Regions from separate parts of the Mus musculus genome. Here region 2 is linked to region 1. Evidence: chromatin loops called from intact Hi-C (ENCODE). Cell type or tissue: left cerebral cortex. All regions are shown on one strand.

Region 1 (2,500 bases):
AGCGTGGTAACCAAAGGCTCTCATTTGCTCACACTGCTCTGCTGGCCTAGCCAGAAGACAGACATTCTTATGTTCACTCTGCCATATTTTGTTGGAAGTTAGCTTCTTGGAACCTGGTGGTAGTCATACCAGCACAGTGGCTAAGAAGTGAGACACTTGCTTTTTGCTTTTGCATCTTTTTATATGGGGACTTGTGGTGAAGAGCTTTGCTTTCTATAACGATACAAAGTTAAACATACAAAGAAGTGCTTAAAAAGTTCCAAGGAGCCAAGAAGACTTTCAAGTTTAAGGATAATACAGAGAAATGCTAAAGTGCACAGAAGCAGATCAAATTGTAGAAATTCAAGCAAAGAATGTGAGACAGGTGGACAGAGATGATTAAAACTGGCCCCACCACTGAGGGCTGAGAGGTCTGGCCCAGATAGAAATCCTTTTCCCAGTTCCCTGTCCAGCATATTGTAGATCTAACATTCTCAATTGTTAGAGATAGAAGAAGAGCAGAAATGGCCGCTGCTTCTCCCAGAAGAATTCACATCAATTATGAATGATAAAGCAAAGCAGCAAACACAAAGCAACCCACCACTCCTTAAAATCCAGATTTGGCTTGCATCTCTTCTTAAAGAGGAGGTGAGTTACAATAGAATTGCTTCTGCTCACATCTGTGACATAGAATAGTATCAAGCCCCGGAAAAAATAAAAAGAGTTGCCATGGGGCCTGGGGAGATGGCTCAGAGGATAAAGCTCTGGTCACAAGTGTAAGGACCCAAGTTCAGACCTCCGCACCCACACAGAGCTGATGGCAGTCATGGGGAGCCATCAGGATGTCCAGCCCTGTCCCATGCTGCTGTGAACAGGAGACCCTACCTAAAACAAGGTGGAAGGGAAGGGGACACACTTAAGGTTGTCCTCTGACCTCTGCACATGCGCTGTGGCATCAGTGTAGCAAGACACACAGATATCACACAAATGCACAGCAAAAGAAAGAAACCGTTGCTATGAACCCTTGTACGAGCCGTGAGAACACAAAGGCAGCAGAGACTGGCCTCCCTGCCTTCCCCCAGCCCACGCTCAGCAGATCTCTGGGCGTTGGCAGGGCCTCATGAGTGGGCTGGTCCTCCTTTTTGGTGTTGGCTCTGGACTGCACTGGTCTAATTCACTGCCAATTAATCTTGTCAGGCAGCCTGCTGATGCCAGCTGTAGCTCAAACACCCTCACGGCGAATACCCAGCCCAGTGAGCCTTTGTGTAGCCATCGCTGAAAATGTGAGTAAAAAGTTTTAATTTGGACAAACCCTAGGGCATCTGTTCTTCCTGAAAAAAGAAAAAAGAAAAAAAAAAAAGGTGCAACACTCGGTGTATACATTTTTTTTTTTTTGGTGGAGTTTTTTAAAAATAGAATAATCCAGTTTTGAACACGAGGGAGTTTTGAAAAACCAATTTAAGCATAAATAAGTTCATCAGCTACTCATTGTGCTGTGTAAAGCTTGTGAATTAAAAGAAACATAATGGTCATTAGGAAAAGCATGCCTCCCCCTCCCCCCCATTAGTAGTGTGCGTTGTTTGCTGAGCAGTGGGAGTGTGAATATTTGTACCTGTGTGAAGGAGAGGAGCGCGTAGGTTTGTGGGAAGTGGGTGCGGGTCACCGAGTCAGCGGGCGTGGGCGGAGGCTGGGCGCTGAGTCAGAGGGAGGAGGAGGGCAGGTATGTGTGGGCGGCTGGAGACAGCAGCCACAGCTTTGCATGCGAATGTCTCAAGGAAACAGTCCAAGCATTTTTAAAAAGCCTTAGAAAACTGGGAGTCAAAACTGAAGCAGAGTCCAGCTGACCAGGCTGCTTTACCGATGGATGATCTAAAGTTTTAAAATTATTACTTAAGTTATTTCTGGTCTGTGGCTATTTCTTTTTTTCCGCCTGATAATTGGTGTTGAACATTCCCATGTCTTTTGCAGGGCACTTTTTCTGCCTGTCCTCTCTTGTAAAAGTGACCTCAGAGTTGCCTTTGTGCACAAGTAGGACCCGGGCAGAGCCAGGGATGAGTGGAAGATGAGCTTAGAGTTTCCATCCAAAATAATCCTTAATGCCCTAAAGAGATAGTGTCACTGTTCTAACCTTATATGGGATTTTAAAATCTACTGCATTCAAGCCTGAAATGGCATGGTAACATGAGGCAGACAGGGAGCCATGGTTCATGGAGATAAACTGCCACATGCTGCCTACTGATTTAGGCATGGAGAGAGAACGTAGAAGGACTTGGCTATGGAGTGGGAGTCTGTACAATTAATCAAAAGCAAACGTGGGTGGGACATGGCGCTACCCAGCTGTGATCCCAGCACTGGGAAAGCAGAGGCAGGGGGATCAGGTTAAAGACTGTCTCAGTTTATAGGAAGTTTGAGGCTAACCTGGGGTACGGAAGACCCCATCTTACCACAACCAACAACAACCAAGTTCAGAAAGGGATAAATGCAAGGGTATTGGTCTTTGCCAACAGCGCCCTGCTGAGGT
Region 2 (2,500 bases), 77 kb before region 1:
CCTGGGATTAAAAGTATGGAGCACCATGCCTGGGCCTAAGCTTAGATAGGTAAAATATTGCCCCAAAGTCACCACTCCCTTAATCTCTTTTTCTCCTTGAACATAGGATTCATCTCCATTTCACTTCCTTGGTGCCCTTTTAATACTTGAACCATATAGTTTGTATTTTTTCCTTTTTCAGCTTGCTCCTTTTTAAGAGCATCTTATTATGCTCTTCATAAGAGTGAATTTTAGTAACCACACAACAGAATATATACCAGGATGTTTTGAGACTTCCTTTGTCAAAGCAATTAATCTAATTGAGGAGCCAGCAGCTGGCCAGTTAGAGATATTGAGTACTTCAGTATTTATGAATGTTGAAAGCTTCAGGGCCTTCTGCATATTTCATGTGTCACAACTGGCAGGTATGTCTTGCTTTTCTCACTCCTAGTTATGCTTCTTGTGTAGATATTCTCTCTGTGTGTGAGACATGTTTCATGTGTCAGACTCTCACTTGAGGTATCTTATGAATGTTGTATATATAAGCTATGTTAGTTCTAAATTCCATTTTCTCCATTTGTATTTCTCTTATTTTAGGAGAATTAAAATCTTTAAATTCAACACACACATTAGAAATACCCGTGGGGTACATTTTCAATAAAATAAATGTTTGGAAAGAATTTAAGATCTGGCTAGCTGGTAGAGATCGAAAGGGATATGGTTCATATGGGGAAGAGAGACATCTAATTATATGGGTAATGTATCATTTCTTAGTGTGGATGGTGAGCTCATGGGCATTCATTTTATTATTTTTGTAAGTTTTTTGTATTAATTCCTTTTGTCAAATTGCAAGTGAAGTTTGAGATGATGCAGTACTTAGGCCTTTGCATATACTAGGCTCTTGATTACAAGTAGCCGATAAGCTTTAAGGCATATATTTTTGTGATTTTTTTTGTTACATATTCAACATAAGTAATAAAATACCCTTATATGAAGATTTCAGTACATCAATCTTAGACAACCACTTCTAACTGTTGTCTGGTGTTGTCTAAATTAAGGTTTGTTTCCCGGACAAATGAACTTTGCTGTACTGTCAACACAGACAGTGTGGTCGAACATTCAACACGATCCCACGTATCCTGTGAGCGCCATTCCCACAGTGGAGTGGAGTTAGGCTGTGTGCTGGCCCGCTGTTTTCCAATCTGTCATCTGGTTGGATCTGTATCTTGGAAGATACTGCCTTCCTCCTCTAGAAAGACGGCTCTCATCCAACATCTTCAAAAGAATTCACACTCATCATGTGATAAAAATTCTTGAGATTTTGTAACTGATGGTCATGGTTGGCCTCTTGAATTCTAAACAAATAAAATCTGCAAAGTGACACTCTTGTTTCTTAATTCAGCAGTTTAAATGGAGAGCAGCACTAAAAGTAGCCCCATGCTTTGACCCCAAGAGACACTGATTTGTCTAGGTTTCCCACCAAATCAGTGGGCAGAGCCTATTTTCAATGGCTTAGGAACCATGTAAGAGAACATTAGAATCTCCCTCTCTCTCTCTCCCTCTCCCTCCCCCCCCCCCCCTCTCTCTCTCTCTCTCTCTCTCTCTCTCTCTCTCTCTCTCTCTCTCTCTCTCTCTCGCAGGGATTAAGGGCAGGTGCCACCACTGTGTCTCTTCAGGCAGCAGCAGCAGAGTCGGGCACAGCTCAGAGTATACTATACCATTCTGGAACAGACTAGACCCCCAGTCACATCTGTCTCTCTCCTGTAGTTCAGATTCTTGATATTTAGAAGAAATTCAAATTCAGGGTTGTGGTTGTACTGCGTGGTCAGACAGCTGAAGGTGATGTTGTCCATGACTAATGTTCCCTCAGGTCAGAGAAGCGATGGAAGGAGAGCAGCGGCAAACCTGGCTCTTCCCTGGCATTGTTCTCTGTAAAGCTATTTGCCTTTTTCCTCTTAATTGCTGTCAATTTCTAGTGGCCTGTGTTCCCTGTCAGGGCATCCAGCCCCAAACATTATACTCAGCCCAGATGTGTGACCGTACTATCCCCCACCCTGGTGGGTGCTCATAGTTTCTGTTGAGAGGGCTGGACAGAGCGCATTATTCTTTGTGTGACAACAGGAAGGCCACTCCAGGTTTGGGAAACTGCAGCCCCTGGTAGTTGCAGTCACAGCAGGCTCTGTGTCCTCTGGGTCTCAGGTTCACTTCCTAGAAGCCAGGATGCTGCTCTCTGGTCTCTTTTTCAAGAAGCCCTCAAGATTCTAACCCCCAGGGTCCTCTCCTCTGAGATAGTCTGGGGAATCAAAAACCCAGAAATCCTCGGAAATGGGGTGGAGCAAGGGATCCTCCAGGCCAGAGTCACTTGGCCTCTAGGCACGCTTTGGTGCTATGGCTGACATCCAGAGGCCAGTAGCAGGGTAGCTGGCAGCCAGGGCCTGGGCTAGTCAGGTACAGAAGGACCAGGGAAGTGAAACAGCAGGGTGTGAGGGCGGGACTGGCCAGGTTCCCACAGTCTGCTGAG

Evidence for each region. Peaks named below come from ENCODE experiments on the same cell type or tissue, not always from the same donor. Only the 100,000 strongest peaks of a DNase experiment are listed, where the experiment ranks them.
Region 2: it touches region 1 in a loop (2.3-fold over the local background); 4 of 42 quality-filtered maps call a loop at or near these places.

What each region holds. Positions count from the first base shown.
Region 1 is chr1:52,596,343-52,598,842 of GRCm38, forward strand. It overlaps a transcript of Nemp2 not described here. Among named protein-coding and RNA genes, the nearest start is that of Gm28178, 17 kb to the left of the region's middle. In left cerebral cortex, no CTCF peak of the experiment used is centred here; DNase peaks (open chromatin) are centred at 1,137, 1,668 and 2,163; H3K4me3 peaks cover 347 bases.
Region 2 is chr1:52,519,171-52,521,670 of GRCm38, forward strand. Gm553 (a long non-coding RNA gene) reads left to right here. Exons shown (of 6, transcript XR_373402.2): 6 at 1,038-1,533. Among named protein-coding and RNA genes, the nearest start is that of Gm553, 16 kb to the left of the region's middle. In left cerebral cortex, no CTCF peak of the experiment used is centred here; DNase peaks (open chromatin) are centred at 1,208 and 2,494.